2 separate regions of the Homo sapiens genome follow, and region 1 is linked to region 2. A link is a loop called in an ENCODE intact Hi-C map of the cell type or tissue named here. Cell type or tissue: PC-9. All regions are shown on one strand. Links, peaks and the distances in the headings refer to the core of each region. The heading gives the core; the rest is flanking DNA. Region 1 has its middle 13 kb from the start of RPS14. Region 2 holds the start of LOC124901104.

The links. Hi-C counts contacts between places; a loop is a spot of excess contacts. Peaks named below come from ENCODE experiments on the same cell type or tissue, not always from the same donor. Only the 100,000 strongest peaks of a DNase experiment are listed, where the experiment ranks them.
Region 1: a loop joins it to region 2, with 10 times the contacts of the local background. A loop is called at or near these places in 2 of 110 quality-filtered maps.

The regions. Positions count from the first base shown.
Region 1 is chr5:150,431,744-150,441,406 of GRCh38, forward strand. No RefSeq gene overlaps it. Among named protein-coding and RNA genes, the nearest start is that of RPS14, 13 kb to the right of the region's middle. RefSeq lists a silencer at 5,649-5,849 and an enhancer at 9,248-9,663. In PC-9, for the core only: CTCF peaks have their summits at 4,511 (motif pointing left) and 4,711; a DNase peak (open chromatin) is centred at 4,568.
Region 2 is chr5:149,631,955-149,641,617 of GRCh38, forward strand. It overlaps ARHGEF37 (Rho guanine nucleotide exchange factor 37), which reads left to right. Exons shown (of 13, transcript NM_001001669.3): 13 at 28-3,014. The coding sequence ends at 237. It overlaps LOC124901104, which reads right to left and starts at 9,527. Exons shown (of 3, transcript XR_007058990.1): 1 at 9,318-9,527; 2 at 9,045-9,194; 3 at 5,289-6,753. RefSeq lists an enhancer at 5-1,204. In PC-9, for the core only: CTCF peaks have their summits at 4,988 (motif pointing right) and 5,201; no DNase peak of the experiment used is centred there.

The DNA.
Region 1 (9,663 bases), core at 2,425-7,424, 800 kb after region 2:
GCTGAGTGCTAGTAAGTGGCAAAGCCACGATTTGAAGCCAGGTCTGAGCTGTCTCCAGAGCACTTCCTCTCAATCCCCATGTCATACTGCTTCCCGCAGGCTTCTTACTTCGAGCAGTCTTAGGATCAGGTCACCTGCAATCTCTGTTCCCAAGGGGATGGATTAGGCAGGCAGATGGGATTCCTTCCCAATCATTGTTTCTTATGGGCAATTCCTACCTCTAGTACTTTCGAGACAAACTTAATATCAGTCCTCCAGGCTTCCTTCCTACCCAGGAATGATGCTTTTTGAGCGTTTCCTCACATGCCTGACGGTCTACTTACATGCCGCCAGAGACAGAAAGCTCACTATCTCCATGAGTAACCCATTCTAGGCAGTAGGCTTTGCATGACAGCTTAGAGTCTATGCTCTTAAGTTGCTTTGGCTGAATCTCAGTTCTGCTGCCTACTAGCATCCTGTGCTTCAGTTTCCTCACCTGTAAAATGGTAATAACAGCCTGGCACAGTGGTCCATCCCTCTAATCCCAACAATTTGGGAGGTCAAGGAAGGAGGATTGCCTTGAGCCCAGGAGTTCAAGACTAGCCTGGACAACATAGGGTGACGCCCATCTCTTAAAAACAAAAAAATTAGGCCAGGTGCAGTGGCTCACGCCTGTAATCCCAGCACTTTGGGAGGCCGAGGCGGGCAGATCACAAGGTCAGGAGATCGAGACCACGGTGAAACCCCGTCTCTACTAAAAATACAAAAAAATTAGCCGGGCGTGGTGGCGGGCGCCTGTAATCCCAGGAGCCTGAGGCAGGAGAATGGCGTGAACCTGGGAGGCGGAGCTTGCAGTGAGCCAAGATTGCGCCACTGCACTCCAGACTCCATCTCAAAAAAAATTTTTTTTTGATTAGCCAGGCATGGTGGTGTATGCCTATAGTTCTAGCTACTCTGAAAGCTAAGGCAGGAGGATCACTTGAACCTGGGAGTTCGAGGCTGCAGTGAGCCATGATCGCACCACTGCACTCCAGCCTGGGCAACAGAACAAGACCCTATCTCTGAAAAAACAAAACCAAAAGAGGCAGGCCAGGTGTGGTGGCTCACGCCTGTAATCCCACCACTTTGGGAGGCTGAGGTGAGCGGATCGCTTGAGGTCAGGAGTTCGAGACCAGCCTGGCCAACATGGTGAAACCCTGTCTCTATTAAAAATATAAAAATTAGCTGGGCAAGGTGGCAGACGCCTGTAAATACCAGCTACTTGGGAGGCTGAGGCAGGAGAATTGCTTGAACCTGGGAGGTGGAGGTTGCTGTAAGCTGAGATGGTGCCAATGCACTCCAGCTTGGGCAACAAGAGCAAAACTCCATCTCAAAAAAAAATAGAAAAAGGTAATAATAGCAATACCTAATTCCTCACATCTCTGATAGTCTCAGGAGTTTGAGGCTGCAGTGAGCTGTGATCACACCATTGCACTCCAGCCTGGGCAACAGAGCAAGACCCTGTCTCTAAAAAAACAAAAACAAAAAGGGTAATAATAGCAGTATCTACTTCCTTACACCTCTGATGGTCTACTTGCATGCTACTTCCTACTGTGAGTATGAGAATTAAATAAGCTGCTACTTTTTTTTTTTTTTTTGAGACAGTCTCACTCTGTCACCCAGGCTGGAGTGCAACGGCATCTTGGCTCACTGCAACCTCCGCCTCCTGGGTTCTTGTGATTCTCCTGCCTCAGCCTCCTGAGTAGCTAGCACTACAGGTGTGCACCACCATGCCTGGCTAACTTTTGTATTTTTAGTAGAGACTGGGATTCACCATGTTGGCCAGGCTGGTCTCAAACTCCTGACCTCAGGTGATCCAGCCGCCTCAGCCTCCCAAAGTGCTGGGATAACAGGCGTGAGTCACCGCACCCAGCCAATAAGCTGCTACATTTAAGTTGCTTGATAAGTGCTTAATAAATTTCAGCTGTATAACATCGTCAGTCTAGTTAGTGCTATTTTCCCTAATGTCGCACCACAGCTTGCCTCCCTGTAACTTCCATACTTTAGGTCTAGCTCTGTCCCTTGGAATTCTACCCTCTTTCGCACTCACCTGCAGGTTATTCCTATTGTTCTGCATTTCTCAATTTTTCTTTTTCTTTTTTGAGACAGAGTCTTGCTCCATCACCCAGGCTGGAGTGTAGTGATTCCATCTCAGCTTACTGCAACCTCTGCCTCCTGGACTCAAGCCATCCTCCCACCTCAGCCTCTTGAGTAGTTGGAACAACAGGTTCACACCACAATGCCTGGGTAATTTTGGTATTTTTGTAGAGACAGAGTCTCCCCATGGCTGGCCTCGAACTCCTAGGCTCAAGTGATCCGCCCACCTTGGCCTTCCAAAGTGTTGGGACTACAGGCGTGAGCCACCCTAGTCCATTTCTCAATTTTAATTTTCTCCTGATGCCAGAGTTTTTGGTTTTATTTTGTTTTTTTTTTTTGAGATGGAGTCTCCCTCTGTCGCCCAGGCTAGAGTGCAGTGTCATGATCTCGGCTCACTGTAATCTCCACCTCCTGGCTTTAAGCAATTCTCCTGCCTCAACCTCCTAAGTAGCTGGGATTACAGATGACTGCCACCACACCTGGCTAATTTTTTTTTTTTTTTTTTTTTTTTTAGTAGAGACAGGGCTTCACCATGTTGGCCAGGCTGGTCTTGAACTCATGACCTCAAGTGATCCGCCTGCCTTGGCCACCCAAAGTGCTGGGATTACAGGCTTGAGCCACTGCACCCGGCCACTTGATGCCAGATTTTCTTTTTGCAAGTTCCATTTTTCATCATGCAAACATAATTTCCCCAAGATCATGGTTTCTTCTTGTCAGAGTCATTGGTTGTTTGCCAGGCAAGCTCAACTTTGCCAGACACACAACTGCGGCGGGTGGGAGAATGTAGCTTCAGGGCCTCCCCTCCTGCCCTGACAGGCCTGATTGTTTACTCCCAGGAATTTGCATTACTTGGATTTGGAATCCCTGTCGGTAGGCCTCTCTGACAGCATACCCTAAGCATCTGCCATCAGGGCAGGATGATGTCATGATGAAGGGCCCGGACTCCGGAGCCAGGCAGAGCTAAGTTCAAATCCAGACTCCTCCACTTACTTGCTGTGTGATCTTGGCTGAGGCACTTAGTCTCCCTAAGCAAGCCTCAGTTTTCTCATCTGCAAAACAGGACTAATAATAATAATAATCTTGCCTGCTTCATAGCATGTTGTGAAGATTGATTAAGAGAATGCAGCCAGGCGCAGTGGCTCACACCTGTAATCCCAGCACTTTGGGAGGCCGAGGCAGGTGGATCATGAGGTCAGGAGTTCGAGACCAGCCTGGCCAATATGGTGAAACCCCGTCTCTACTAAAAATGCAAAAAACTAGCCAGCATGATAGCAGGTGCCTGTACTCCTCGCTACTCGGGAGGCTGAAGGGGAGAATCTCGCTTGAACCCGGGAGGCGAAGGTTGCAGTGAACCAAGATAGTGCCATTGCACTCCAGCCTGGGTGACAGAGCGAAACTCTGTCTCGGAAAAAAAAAAAAAAAAAAAGAGAATGCATGTAAAACACTCGGCATAGTACCTACCTCAATAAATGTTTGGCATTAATATCTAAGGCTGTGCTGTCTAACATGGCAGCCACTAGCTACACATGGTGGTTGAGCCCTTGAAATGTGGCTAGTCCAAATGGAAGTGTGCTATAAGTGGAAATATATAAGGGACCAGCCGGGCTCAGTGGCTCAGGCCTGTAATCCCAGCACTTTGAGAGGCTGAGGCGGGTGGATCACCTGAGTTCAGGAGTTCAAGACCAGCCTGACCAACATGGTGAAACCCTGTCTCTACTAAAAATACAAAAATTAGCCAGGTGTGGTGGTGGGTGCCTGTAATCCCAGCTACTTGGGAGGCTGAGACAGGAGAATTGCTTGAACCCGGGAGGTAGAGGTTGCAGTGAGACAAGATTGTGCCACTGCACTCCAGCCTGAGTGACAGAGAGACTCCGTCTCAAAAAAAAAAAGTACAATGGATCTCAAACTTCACACAAAAAAAGTAAAACATCTTAATAATTTTTATATTGATTATATGTTGGAATGAAAATATTTTGAACATATTGGGTTACATGAAATATATTATTAAAATTAATGTCATTTTGTGATACTTTATCAGTGTGGCTACTGGAAAATTTGAAATTACACCTGTGGCTCACTTCTGTGGCTTGCATCATATTTCTTTGGTGCTAATTCTAGTGGGTTTTATTGTTGTTTTCAGTGGGGGGGAGGAGATCTGGTTTGGTTTGGGAGCATTTGAATTCCACTGGCTGCACCTTTCTCTTTTACATGGCATCTGAGGTGCAAGGGCTCTTCAGAGATCACAGAGATGCAATCTCCTTTTTGTAAAGATGAGGAAACGGAGGCACATAAGAAATGGATAGGCTGAGGGCCACTGAACCAGGGGTGGCAGAACCCAGATCAGAACTAAGACAGCAAGGCAGCACGCGGCTTCCTGTCAGAACAATGCTGCCACCTGGTGGCCACCTATATATGACTGATGTAAGCTCCCACGGCAACGGGGCTCCCTTCAGGGGCAGGACTCTGCTACCGTGTACTTCCCAGCCCTCTGAAGAGATGCTGAGACAGGGCGGGTCCTCCTCCTCCTCGACTTCCTTGGTAGCCTGATTGCACTGAGCCCCAGCCTGCTAGAAGTGAAAGAGTGTGGCGATTAAGGGCACGGTCTGTGGTTATAGACAAGCGTATGTAAGTTTGAATCCTTGCTCCTGCCCCTTTCCAGCTGTGTGCCCCTGGACGAGTCACTTAACCTCTCTGACCCTCAGTTTCCTCACATGTTAAATTTTGATAATAACAGTACTTACCTCAAAGCGACTGAATGAGGTAATACTTGTAATATGAGTCATAAATATTTATATGATACCAGGTACGCATTGTCTCAGGTGCTGGGACAGCAGTGACCTGAACGGAAAAGTCCAGTAGTCACCAAGCCCAGTGGTTCTCAAAATGTGGTCTCTGAACCATCAACATCAGCACTACTTGGGAACTTAGAAATACAAATCTTCAGACCGGGTGCGGTGGCTCATGCCTATAATCCCGGCATTTTGGAGGCTGGGTTGGGTAATCAATTGAGCCCTGGAGTTCAAGACCAGTGAGGGCAACATAGCAAGACCCCACCTCTAAATAAAGAAAAAGAAAGAAAGATGGAAGGAAGGAAGGAAGGAAGGAAGGAAGGAAGGAAGGAAGGAAGGAAGAGAAAGAAAGAAAGAAAGAGAAAAAAGAAAGAAAGAAAGAAAGAAAGAAAGAAAGAAAGAAAGAAAGAAAGAAAGAAAAAGAAAGAAAAGAAAGGAAGGAAGGAGGGAGGGAAGGAAAGAGGCAGGCAGGGAGGGAAGGAAGGAAGGAGAAAGAAAGAAGGAAAGAAAAAGAAAAAGGAAAGAAAGAAAGAAAAAGAAAGAAAGAAAAGAGAAAGAAAGGAAAGAAAGAAAAGAAGGAAGAAGGCAGGGAGGAAGGGAAGGCAGGCAGGCAGGCAGGCAGGCAGGCAGGCAGATATTCAGGCCTCCATCCCAGATCTACTGAATCAGAAACTCGGGGTGGGAGCCCAGCAATCTGAATCTGATGCATACTTGTTTGAGAACCACTGACTTGGTGATATAGATGTTAATACCAAGTTGGGCTAAGATCTACACATTTGGCCGCATACATGGATAAATAGCTTGAGAATGATGGGCAGAGGTGAGGGATGCTAATGGATCTGTGATGTCAGGGAAGTTTGTCTGATAAGGCGACAGTTTCCAGCAGAGATCTAAAAGTGAGTATCTAGAGGAAAGAGAAGAAGGTCATGCCATCTCCTCTTCAAGACTCTCCCTGTAGACTGTAGACTGCATTCATGACTCTGCTTACTTCTCACTGGCCACAACTTAGTTGTGTGAGTGACACTTAGCTGCCTGGGAGGGGGCTGGAAACTGTACTGTTTATTCCTTGTTTCTCTTAATTCTATGTTTCTTCTTTTTTTTCTATTTTAATATTGCTCAGACCATCCTCCATAAAATGTCATCTTCATTCTGATCAGCCATACACGCAGCTAAAAATTGAGATTCCTATTTCCAATAGAAGATGAAGAGAAAGCATACTGGGACACAATTATCTCTGCCACATGGTGGTTGAGTCCTTGAAATGTGGCAAGTCCAAATGGAAGTGTGCTATAAGTGTAAATGTACAATGAATCTCAAACTTACCACAAAAAAACAGTAAAACATCTTATTAATAATTTTTATTTTGATTATATGTTGAAGTGAAAATATTTTGGACATATTGGGTTAAATGAAATATATTATTAAAATTAATGTCACTTTTTGGTACTTTATTAATATGGCTACTAGAAAATTTGAAATTACATATGTGGTTCACTTTTGTGGCTTACGTTGTATTTCTTTGGTGCTAATTCTAGTGGGTTTTATTGTTGTTTTCAGTAAGGGAGAAGAGAGATGGTATGTTTGGTTTGGGAGCATTTGAATTTCACTGCTTGCACCTTTCTCTTTTATGTGTTTCTGATATAACTAGCCTTTGGAAGTCTTTTACACGTGTATGCCTCCAGTGATGGAGAGATCACTATCTCATGAAGCAGTTTAAATCTCTGAGCAGCTCTTTTAGAAAACTCCTTTTTAGGCCAGGCGCAGGGCTCACGCCTGTAATCCCAGCACTTTGGAAGGCCGAGGCAGGCAGATCACCTGAGGTCAGGAATTCGAGACCAGCCTGGCCAATATAATGAAACCTCATCTCTACTAAAAATACAAAAATTAGTCGGGTGTGGTGTCAGGTGCCTGTTAATCCCAGCTACTCAGGAGGCTGCGGCAGGAGAATTGCTTGAACCTGGGAGGCGGAGGTTGCAGTGAGCAGAGATGGTGCCATTGCACTCCAACCTGGGCAACAAGAGCAAGACTCTGTCTCAAAAAAATAAAAATAAAAATAAAAAACTCCTCTTTAGGCCAGGGATAGTGGCTCACAACTGTAATCCCAGTACTTTGGGAAGCCAAAGTGGGATGATTGCTTGACCCCAGGAGTTCGAGACCAGCCTGGGCAACATTGTGAGACCCTATCTCTACAAAAAGTGGGGAAAAAATTAGTTGGGAATGGTGATGCACACCTGTAGTCCCAGCTACTCAGCAGGCTGAGGTGGGAGGACTGCTTGACCCTGGGAGGTGGAGGCTGCAGTGAGCTACAATCACACTACTGCACTCCAGTCTGGGCAGAGGTCTTGTCTTCAAAAAAAATAAACATAAATAAAGAAGGGAAGAAAGAAAAAGAAAAGAAGGAAGGAAGAAAGGAAGGAAGGAAGGAAGGAAGGAAGGAAGGAAGGAAGGAGACCCCTGTTTATTTGATGTCAAGTCTACCTCTCTACAACTCCTTCCCTAGCCAACTTCTACCATCGTAGGACCACACATAACGACACTGCTGCCTCTTCCCTGAGACAGAACTTTACCTATTTGAAATCCCTTATACGTTTTCCTTTTTGGCCCATTTAAAGTAAATAACCCTCCTTTGCAGCCACATCTTGGGAAAGGTTTTCCTGATCCTGCACCAAGAGATTGAGGATGGCCTTGCTAGTGCCCTCTCTGGACAACAGGGGTCACTGCAAGGTCCCCCAGGTGAATGGAGGCTCACTGGGCACCAGAGGGGCTGGCAAGGCCGGTGCTCCCTCAGGCAGAATTGTCTTCAGTTCCAAATCCTCTTGGAATCTTCTCTGTTTTGTAATTTCTTCAGATTTATTTTGCAGTTCAGTAACTTTTTTTTTTTTTTTTTGAGACAGAGTCTTGCTCTGTCACCCAGGCTGGAGTGCAATAGCACGATCTTGGCTCACTGCAACCTCCACCTCCCGGGTTTGAGCGATTCTCCTACCTCAGCCTCCTGAGTAGCTGGGACTATAGGCACGCGCCACCAGGCCCAGCTAATTTTTGTATTTTTAGCAGAGATGGGGTTTCACCATGTTGGTTAGGCTGGTCTCAAACTCCTGACCTCGTGATCCGCCCCCCTCGGCCTCCCAAAGTGCTGAGATTACAGGCGTGAGCCACTTCACCTGGCCAGTAACTCTTCTTGCAGCTGGCTCTAATCTGCCATTTAACCTATCCACTGAGCATTTCATTTCATTGATCATACGTGTTTTTCTTTCTGAGGGTTTTCTCTGGTTCCATTTTGAATATACATGATTTTTTTAATAGGTTTTGTCCACTCTTTTTGTTCCATTGCATATTTCTTTCAACATTTCATATGTAGTTATATTCTAATTCTAATATCATCAGAAGTCTTTTGGGTATCTAAATCTGTTTGTTGTTTCTGCTGCCTCTCATTCTGGTGGTTTATTTGCGTGTGTGTTGATTTTTTTCTATGAGCTCTGAGAGGGCAGGGAGTGGGCCCATATTTGGTTTTACCTAATGTGTGGGAAACTGGAGGGATTCCGTTGTCAAGGGCTTTACTCAGAGAGGATGTGCTTTAACTTCTGCGAAGAGCTCAAGGACACTCCTACCTGGGCTCGTGCTAGCCCAGAAATCAGAGTATTTAGGGCTTAATGTGAATGTCAAGTTCAGCTCCCTCACTTTGTTTGGGGTTGGGGATGGGGAGTGATAGAACCTAGGTATAACCTCCCAGCCGCTCTCCAGGATTCTCCACCATTCTTCGCCTGCAGCTTTCCATTCGGTTTTTTCTTTTTTCCTTTCTTCTTCTTTTTTTTTTTTTAGATGGAGTTTTGCTCGTTTGCCCAGGCTGGAGTGCAATGGCATGATCTCGGCTCACTGCAACCTCCGCCTCCCGGGTTCAAGCGATTCTTCTGCCTCAGCAGGCTGGGTGCTGATGTGGCAGACATTGAACAAGACATACTCCCTTCCCTCTCAGGGCTCATAGACTTTGGCGGTGCGGGGGTGAGTAGGCTGTTGTGATAGAGGGTGACCAGTGGTACCATGGGGGAATAGAGGTGTTATGAGAATTCAGTGGAGAGGTACCTTGAAGGCATCCAGGAAGATACCTTTTGATCTCAAACTTCTGACGTCAGGTGATCCACCCGCCTCGGCCTCCCAAAGTGCTGGAATTACAGGTGTCAGCCACTGCGCCTAGCCTCCAGGAAGATACTTTTGAGACAGTGATGAAAAATTGATTCCAGGCCAGGCACGGTGGCTCATGCCTGTAAATCCCAGCACTTTGGGAGGCCAAGGCAGGAGGGTCACTTGAGTCCAGGAGTTCGAGACCAGCCTGGGCGGCACAGGGAGACCCAGTCTCTACAAAAAATTTAAAAATAGGTGGGTGTGGTGATGCACACTTGTAGTCCCAGCTACTCAGGAGGCTGAGGCGGAGGAGGATCACTTGAACCCAGGAGGTCAAGGCTGCAGTGAGCCGTGATTGTGCCACTGCACTCCAGCCTGGGCAACAGAGTGAGACCCAGTCTCAAAAACAACAACAAAAAAAAACAAAACAGATTCTAACAGGTAAGCAGATGATAGTGAGGCCAAGTTGGGGAGAGTAGATGCTCCATGAGCCAAGCTGGGAAGGAAGACACAGAGGAGAGGCTGAAAGCATGAGAAGGCATGGAGGAGGGGAGAACTGAGGGAAACAGGCTTGGCTTGGGCAGAGTGAGAGGAGGGCGGAGGATGGGGTGGGGCCAGCTAAAACACAGGAGATTCACTG
Region 2 (9,663 bases), core at 1,972-6,971:
TTCTGTGTCACTCCCCATGTGTTTCAGGTCATAGCCGCGTACCCTTTTGTGGCCAGAAGCAGCCATGAAGTGAGCCTGCAGGCAGGCCAGCCTGTGACCATCCTGGAGGCCCAGGACAAGAAGGGGAACCCTGAGTGGAGCCTGGTGGAAGTGAATGGACAGAGGGGTTATGTGCCTTCTGGCTTCTTGGCCAGGGCTCGGAGCCCAGTTCTGTGGGGCTGGAGTCTGCCCTCTTAGGGTACCCTCTTTGGAGCCTACATTGCCAAATGATGGGGGAGGCTTAGAGGCTCTGACCCTGGGGGGAAAAGAAGCAAAGGAAAGGTGGAGGTGGAAGGGAAGACCAGGCCAGGGTGGGTGAAGCACACTCAGGAGGCAGCCAGAAGACATGGGCGGGCCTCGCAGAGTGCTTGGTGTGGTGGGGGCACAGGAGGCTCCAGCCAGGACTGCTCATTATGTCTGCATAAAGAACTCATTCCGACCTGGGGTCACAATGCACTTGGACAGCAGGTCACAGCTGATTGGCCAGGACTCTCCATAGGTTATGGCCAGTCTTAGCTGTGCCTGCATCCGGGCCTGCCTGTGGGCGTGGGTCACACGGGATAATGTTACCTGCGTGCTGTGTGGTTGCAGGAAGCGGGTTCTGGAGGAGTCCAGAACTGCCTGGTCAGACAGTTCACTTCCTACACATGGTATCAGGAGACATCATAACCAATGAGTCAGCTTTTATTTCTCTATGCTGGAAGCTGAGTTTATCTTGGGCAGTGACCCACTGGGAGCCCTCTCAAGTGGGGAAGCCATGGATTTATCGGTGTAGCAGAGAGGTTCCCAAGACTCTTGACTGGTCCTGGGAGTGGGTGTGACCAAGTCATAGTTCTGGAATGTGTGTAGGCAAATTCAGAGGCTGTTCCAGGGAAGAGGGGATTTTGATACTGTGTTAGGTGGGGTGTGTGAGGCTGTTGGCAGCAGGTGAACAGCTACTGCTGTGTTCTCAGGACTAGGGAACAAAGGGGTATGCAAATCATAGAGGAAACTCTGGGAAGGCGGTGATAAGGCCTGGTGGGTGGGGAGGTTAGGGAATGGCTTGCTTTCCTGTTTCTGGTTAGAAGGGGAGCCAGGGGGAACCCCCAGTGGTTTCAGGTGGCCCCTGAGGTCCTGGAGGCAGCCGTGGATGTGATGCAATTGGCTGTGGGACCTTAGATGTAGGACACAACTTCAGTGTTCCCATCCAGAAAGACCTCACTCACAGGGTTGTGCTGAGAATGACGTGGGGCTAAGCATGCAGAGCTCCCTGTAAACTGTGAAGTGTGATACAAATGTAAATGACAGCAGTGATCTCGGGGTGGCCCCCGGCATGCTGCCCTCCCCCACGCCCATGCCTGTGGCAGCAAACCTTGTTCATCAGTATAGCTTTCTTTCCTGTAACCCAGGATCTACCTTGGGGGGCTTCTCAATACTGCATTCTATGTAGCCAGCCTCTTTAACTTGGTAAGTGAGCCACCCCATTCTAGAACCTGGAAATTGGAGCCCCTCAAAAACAGTTCCTGTTCAAGGAGGACTGACCTGCTGGGGCAATGTTGGGTGCAGTGCAGTCCCTGCTTGGGGTGGTCATGTCTAGGCTGTTGCTCTGGGCAAAGATAAGTTGCAAGATTCACAGAAATGGGAAAATGTGACCAAGTGTGATCTTAACAACTGACAAAGTTTGTAACCAACCCAAGTTAGAATGTGTGTCAAACAGGAGGTAGTTTAGATATGCTTCCAAGAACATGTCTGTGTTATAACCATAGTGCCTAAGCAGTGAGCTCTGGTTTTTGAAGGGCTTTTAAGAAATATATACATGTCTGTGTCAGTCTATAACTTGCCTCCTCTGGGCCTGTTAAAGCATGAAGACTGCATGACACAAGAGAAATGCAAGCCCTACGGTTCCTTTCTCAGCAGCGAATTCACTTGAGAGGATGCTCTTGACTCATTCTCTCTGCTCTTTCCTGCTCAGATTTCTGATAAAAATAGAGAGCATAGGGGAACAGATAATGAAATAGGAAACCCACTCGTGGGTTCCACAGATACCTACCGAAGGCCTACTGTGTGCTAGAATTGTAGCTCAGGAGTTCTCAGTGTAGCTGCTCACTGAAGTTACCATGGCAGGTTTCAACTGGCAGAATCCAGGCTCCGTCCCACCCAGAGATTCTGATGAAATTGGTTTAGGGTGTGGCTCGGGCCTCAGGAATTCAGAAAGCTTCCCAGGTGCTTCCAATGTGCAGCCAGGGTTAGGGACCTCTACCCTAGACACAAAGTATTGGACAGATAGACCTGGTGCCAGAGATGGCCATGAGCTGTAAGCTAGGACGTGCCCCACCTGAGCTCTGCACTAGCTAGTTCAAACAGGCGCTTTAAAGGCAGTGTGAAAGGGGACAGCCTGTTCTGCCAGGTCTCAGAATGTATATTTATTAAGTGCCATTAAAAGGGACCTGAACAAAATTGGATGTCTTGTAGGCATAAGGGAGGAAAATAAAATATACTTGGAACCAAGTCTATGTCATGAAGGGAAAATAAAAATGTATTCAGTAGCACGTGGGTTATGGTTTCTCATAGACCAGGGGATAAGATTAAAAGTCACTGAAGAGTGGGAAAATGCATGTTGAGAAGATGAGAATGGCCTGTATTTTCTCCAGGGGAATCTGTGTAATGTGCCTTTTCCCTCTCCAAATGCCTAGAACCATGGCACTGTGTCTTATTTATTTAACCGTTGGGCTGTCTCATACTAAACTTGCAAAGATATTTGCCTATGAACTGAACAAGACTTCCAGGAGTTGAAGTCTGGTTCACAAGGGTACCCCTTGCCTCCTGTGATGGAGTGAGAACTCTTAAACCCCTCAGGCCCCAACTCAGTTGTGGAGATGAGGACAAGATTACAATATCAAAAGAAAGATGAATGAATTCTTGGTTAATATGACGAACCCCAGCTCAATGAGTAACTGATGTGAACTGCTGGGAATAAAGGACTTCAAAGATGGAAAGTCTCTGGAATTTGTGTGACTCTAAACATTGGGTAGCCAGATGCCCCGCTGTGCCATTTGTTTGCTAGACACTTGCTGTATATAAAAATAATATCTTGTTTGCTCAGGTGTCCATTTAATGGACACCCTTCACGCCTCAGGGAGCTGGCCTGAGCTGCTGGGGGATACAGAAAGAAATCAGACAGATGAGGCCCGGTCTTCCAGATCCCAGTCTCTAAGGCAGGCAGATGAGGCACCCATCAATTACGTGCCGTGTAAGTGTCAGGATGAAGTAATGGCAGGTGCCACGCAAGCCAGGGAAGAGGCCTACCTCTGTCTCAGACTTGGCGGCCAAGGAAGGCTTCCTGGAAGAGGTGATATCCAAGCTGAGGCCCAGTGGGTGGTTAGGTGAAGATGGCAGAGAGAGAACATTTGGAGGCCCAGAAGTGCAGCAAACATGGAAAGGAGCCTTGGATTTTATTCTGAGGGCAGTGGGGGAGGCATGAAAGGGTTTGAAACAGAGGAGTGATGTGCTCAGGGTTGTACTTTGGGAAGATCACTAGGCTCTGACTGTGTGCCTGTTGCGCCCACAGGCAACTGCATGCTCCTTGAGGCTGAGAACTTCTGATTCATCCCAGAATCTCCCTAAGCCTTTGTCATGTGCCTCAAGTACTAGATGTTCAATACATATTGCTTAGTAAGCATCCCAGAGAGGATAGGAACACCAAAGCCTTGCCTTCAAGGACTCTCCTGGCCGACTGGAGAGTCAGACATCAAGCAGTTATCTGGCCCTACAGGAAAAGATGCCCTCAGCCCCAGAGGGGTGCTATGGACCAGGCATATAGGTGCTCAGACAAGGGAGAGATTTGGGAAGGCTGAGGTGGCCAGGGGCAGTTTCCTGAGGAAGGTGGTGCAGGTGCTGGGCCTTGTGGGATACATAAGATTGGAGAGAGTAATCCGGCTGGGTGTGGTGGCTCACACCTGTAATCCCAGCACTTTGGAGGGCAAGGCAGATGGATCACTTGAGGTCAGGAGTTCAAGACCATCCTGGCCAACATGGTGAAATCCTGTCTCTGCTAAAAATACAAAAAATTAGCTGGGCATGGTGGCGTGCGCCTGTAATCCCAGCTACTCGGGAGGCTCAGGTAGGAGAATTGCTTGAAACTGGGAGGCAGAGGTTGTAGTGAGCCGAGATCACCATGCCATTGAACACCAGCCTGGGTGACGAAGCAAGACTCTTGCCTCAAAAAAATAAAAATAAAGCAATCCTATGGGATTACTCTGTCATCTACAGGATGGAGGCCTTCTCAGGCCTGGGAGGCAGTGTGGTGGCATGAAAAGGCCCAGCACTTGGCCTCAGAAAATCTAAGTCCACACCAGGCCCCAGTACCTCATGCCTGTAGTCCCAGCTACCCAGGAGGATTTCTTGAGCCCAGGAGGTCGAGGCTGCAGTGAGCTGTGATTGCGCCGCTACACTCCAGTCTGGGTGACAGACGGAGACCCTGTTTTTATTTATTTATTTATTTATTTATTTTTATTTTTTTAAAAAAGAAAAAGAAAAAAAATCTGAGTCCAAGACCTACTTGGCCATAGGCAAGCAGCAAATGTCTTGACTATGGATGGACCGTGGTTTCTATGTATGAAGACATCTGCTGATGGCCCCCAGGCTGCTCTGTCCTCCCACTCAGACTCAAAAGTACTCACTGCAGAGTTCTGGCCATCTCAAGGGTGTGGCAGGACAGAGCCTAAAATACCCTGGGCTGGGGCAAAGGAAAGAGCTGGATTCCACTCTGGCAACATCATGGAATCTGGGATCCTGAATGATTTATTCACTTAACCTTGCTCATTTTTTTTTCTTATCTATAATTACCCAACTTACCTTTTCTGTTTTCTCATCTGTAAAATGGATACAATAATTCCTGTTCTCCCAGGGTTGGTAAAAGGATTAAATAAGGGACAATCAGTGTGCCTGGTGGTAGATGTACCAGGAATATCACTGATATGCATTGATGGCACAGAAGAACTGTGACCACCAGGTGGCAGCAGGGGATCAGCTAAGGGACGGCTGGGAAGCGCCTTTGGGATCAATGCGAAACGCCCATGGTGCCAGGCAGTTAGTGGAGATGAGAGGAAGGGCCAAGTGAAAGGCATTAGGGGGTGGTGGGGACTGTGTTGACCAGAGCATGCACACTCAGTCTAAAAAGCTGTAGCTTCTTGGCTCCAACCAACTGTTCCCACATCAGAAGGAGGGTGCCGTGGTACCATTCTGATATTTCAAGAGAAGCCGCCAGGAACCAGAGTTTTTGTTTGTTTATTTATTATTATTATTATTATTATTATTATTATTATTGACAGAGTCTCGCTCTGTCTTACCCAGGCTGGAGTGCAGTGGCACGATCTCGGCTTACTGCAGCCTCTGCCTCCTGGGTTCAAGCAATTCTCCTGTCTCAGCCTCCCGAGTAGCTGGGATTGCAGACATGTGCCACCACACCTGGCTAATTTTGTGTTTTTAACAGAGATGGGGTTTCACCATGTTAGCCAGGCTGGTCTCAAACTCCTGACCTCAGGTGATCCACTCGCCTCGGCTTCATAAAGTGCTGGAAATACAGGCGTGAGCCACCGCGCCCGGCCTATTTTTATTTTTTGATGTGACATCTTCCATGTGGAGATCGCGTAGTCCACAACAGTTTGCCTCCTTGCATATTCTGCCTGAATGTGGGTTGAGTGTTCTTGGTGGAGATCTTCTCTGAAGAATTACTTTCGTATCTTCGTATTTCCTGTGAAATCCCTTTCTCCATCGTCACTTTAATCATCCCTTCATCAGACATTAATTTCCCTTCCTTAGATCTCTGGGAAGCATTGTTTCCTTTGTTAATGTTATTATTGTTGTTATTGTCTTCAAATTTTTATTGTCGGTCATATTTTCTGACCCACTAGACAGGCTCCCCATAATACTAGCATACAAGGTTCTTCGGAGAATTAAATGAGATGCTGACATAAACCACTTAGCCAAGCACCCAGCCCATTAGTGCTCAATAAACCTACTTGTCATTATTATAGGGACTTCCGAGGAGATGCGTGAAGTTTAGAGGAAGGTTTGCAGGGCCTGTCTGCCTCCCTCTATGTGGGATGCTGATGAGGCCACTCTCCTATGTAGAAGAAGGCCCCTTGTCCTGGGTCCTGAGGGCTTAGCTGGGGTTGGGCACAGCTCTTCACTCAGGGGCTGCTGTCACACCCCACAGGCATTCCTGGGGCTTTCCTTCCTCTCCCATCCCTGGTGCTGCCAGGCTGGGGCAGTGCTCGTAGGCACAAGCACCTGAGGGTTTCCCCGCCTCTCTCCAGCTGTAGGGTGTTCTGGCATCCACTGCATCTGCACAAGGACAAGCCGGGCAGGTAACCAGGCAATAAGCAGGCACACTGGATACTGATGGAGCAGTTCCTGTGGTTATAGGCTCAGGGCGCTTTGCAGCCAGGAGCATCCTTTTAGGTGTTTCTAGGGGACGCAGCAGCTTTGGGGCCCAAGAGTCTGCTGGAGGCTTCAGTAGAAGCTTAAGGAGTGAAAAGAAGTGGGGATCAGTTTGCCCTCATAGACTGTCACTTATGACTGGGCTCAGGAGCACTAGCTGCTGGCCTTCAGTTAATCCTGGAGGTCTCAGGCAGGACATCTCAGCGTCTAGGACATCTCAGAGTGCTTCTGGGTTTCCCATCTTGGGCCTGTCTGCCTGTCATTGGTCCTCTAGGGTCTGGATATCCTCAGGGCCTGTGAGTGGAAACTGAGTTGTAAGCAGCGGCTGCCGGTTTGGGACAGCCCTGACCCTCAGGCAGGCTGGCCCGGGGGAAACCCAGGACTGGCGCCCTCCCATCTTGAGCAGCTCCTATCTCCAGAGGTGGGCTGTTTGCTTCCTTGCCATCATGTTTGTTCCCTGCCTTGCTCTGCTCTGTGCTGCAGGGAACTCCATCTCCCCGGCTCCCCTCCCCTCTGGTTGCCTGGTAGGTTTGGCCAATGGGAGGCACTGGCAGGTGGGAGAAATGCCTCAGTTTCCCCCCTCTCTGCTTCAGGTAGCATCTCTGACAGTGGCCGGTCTCCTCTGTGGTCCCAGCTCCCACTGGACAGCCCCTCCCTTGTGGTCCCACGTCCCATCAAACAGGCCTGGCTGTGCTTCCAGTTTCTGTCTGGTGACACCAGATCCTAGACACTAGGATCTTCCCCGCATCCCTCCAGTGGAGGGGTTGTAATGTCTTTTTGCTATTGTTCATCTCTGGGGTGCTTCTCAGATCTTTCACCTGTGTAACCTACTCCCCAGAATGAATTCCTTCTGTTCTTTTTAAAAATTTTTAGATGGAGTCTCGCTCTGTCACCCAGGCTGGAGTGCAGTGGCATGATCTCTGCTTACTGCAACCTTCAGCTCCTTCAGGTTCAAGCAATTCTCCTGCCTCGGGCTCCTGAGTAGCTGGGATTACAGGTGCCCGCCGCCATTCCTGGCTAATTTTTGTATTTTTAGTAGAGACAGGGTTTCACCATGTTGGCCGGGTTGGTCTCGAATTCCTGACCTCAGGAATTCCTGACCACCTAGGCCTCCCAAAGTGCAAAGATTACAGGTGTGAGCCACCGCGCTCAGCCCAAATTCCTTCTGTTCTAATGCATAGAGTAGTTTCTGCTTTCTGACTGGACAGCAAAATACCACTCAGAAGCCAGGGCTGCAGGGAGGGGCTGGGTCTTGGTGCTATGGGATCCCTGGCACCTCCCTGGTACCTGGTCCCTCAGGCAGCCCAGCCCTTGGGGAACAATGGAAATCATCTCTAGGTCTGTCTGCACCTTCCCTGGTTCAGGGGGCTGTCAGCCATTCCTACATGGAGCTCTTGGAATGTCTTCAGTCCCAGAAGAACTGAGCTGGTCATGCTCCAGTATCAGTGGCTGTGGTAGTCTGCTGAGCTGCCCCAGTCTTGGCTGGCTGAGACCATTACTGCCAGGCCCAGAGCAGACAAACACAGAGGAAATCCAAGGGCACTGTGTCAGTGCAGAGCCAGGGTTTGGGGAAGGGCCAGGCCCTACAGCCCTGGGGGAGGGGAGGAGGAAACACAATTTTCTAGCCATGATGCCTCAGCAGCATGTGTCTGGCCCCTACTCAGAAGGGGCAGTGAGCCCCAGGTTTGGGAAATGGGAAGTGGGATGGGGCTTCTGGCCAGGGCAGAAGCTGCTGGTCTTGGGGTCTCAGGGCTCCTGGGCACATCAGTAGAGCCTCTGGTGTGGGAATAGAGCAGCACGTTAATAGCAATAACTGCAGCATCTATTCACTACTCACAAGGCTGTTTGAGGTTAAACGAGGGAATCCACTTTACAGGACTAATTCAATGCCTGGCACATAGGAAGCTCTCAAGAGCTGCAAGCTAAAAGACCAAACACAAGTCTCAACAGCAGCCAGCTGCCATGGGCCTCACGCTGTTGGGCTGTCATGAGACTAGTGGTCTGGATGGAGCCCCAGGCCTCTCCCCTGGGGCAGGGCTGGAATTGGGGACACAGATCCAGCTAGAAGAGGGCCGAGTCAGGTGAAGGATCACGGGAGTTGGGAGGGCATGGTGATTCTGGGGCACACTCCCCAGGGATGTGGGGGAGGCAGCAGGTGTCCATCAGGCAGTTGGAGCTGCCGTGGGACACGGGAATGGGCATCTCCTAGTGTCCAGGCAGGTCAGAGGTCAGAGCCAGGTCAGACTGTGGGCAGCAGGGTTTCAATCTTTGGTTGGGGTTCAAGCACTAAGCTCTGGGGAAGGAGAGATCAGGCCGATGAAAGATACAGAGATCATAGCAGGAGGCAGCATTGAGAACTGGGCACAGGGTTAGAGTATGACTGTCAGTGCAAGGGACTTTGTATTGGGCTCTGGTGGCTGCCCTAGAGCTGCTTAAAACCCTCCCATATGAGGACAGCATGGTTTTAGGGAGCCATGTGGGGCCAGACTTGGGAGAGTGTCTTGGGATGAAGAGGTGGGGTGGTAGCCAGAAGGCCAGACTTCCCATGCAAAATACCCTCGTTCAAATCCTGTCCCCACACTTACCAGCTGTGTGGCCGCCTTCAAACAAGTTGCTTCATCTCTCTGACGCCTCACTTTCCTCACTTTCCTCCTTGTGGGCAAACCAGGAAAGAGTCCTGCCGATGGGGTTGTTGGGATGTGGACACAGGATACATCACGGGAGACTTTGGCACTCTGTCAGGCACATAAAAGTGCTTAATAACAACTTGATCCTTGGCCACACAAGCCAGTTTTGATCCCTCCCCCGCCCTTCCCCGTATTTCTTCCAAGTGTTGCAGGCAGCGACCCCACACTCACACCCGCTGTGCCTTCAGCTTTCTCCCTAATGCCCATGGCTCTGACCCTTCACCGCCGGGAATTCTGAAAAATACCCCATGGCTGCCTGAGTTCTTTCAAAACTGAAAGCAAGTAGATGTCTTAAGAGGCCAAAGGTTGTTCCCCTGGGAACGTAACTGTAACCATGTCCTCAAATACTCTCTGGCGATCAGTCGGCCATCTTGAGTTACTGCAGGCTCCAGGCGCCTCCCCGGTCTGCTGATGGTGCGGTTGCAGCTGATTGGCCGGCGTGTGGGAGTGCACCTTCCCCCTACTTTTTTGTTTTTTAATTTTTTAATCATCTTTCTAAATGCTTTTATTTTCATTT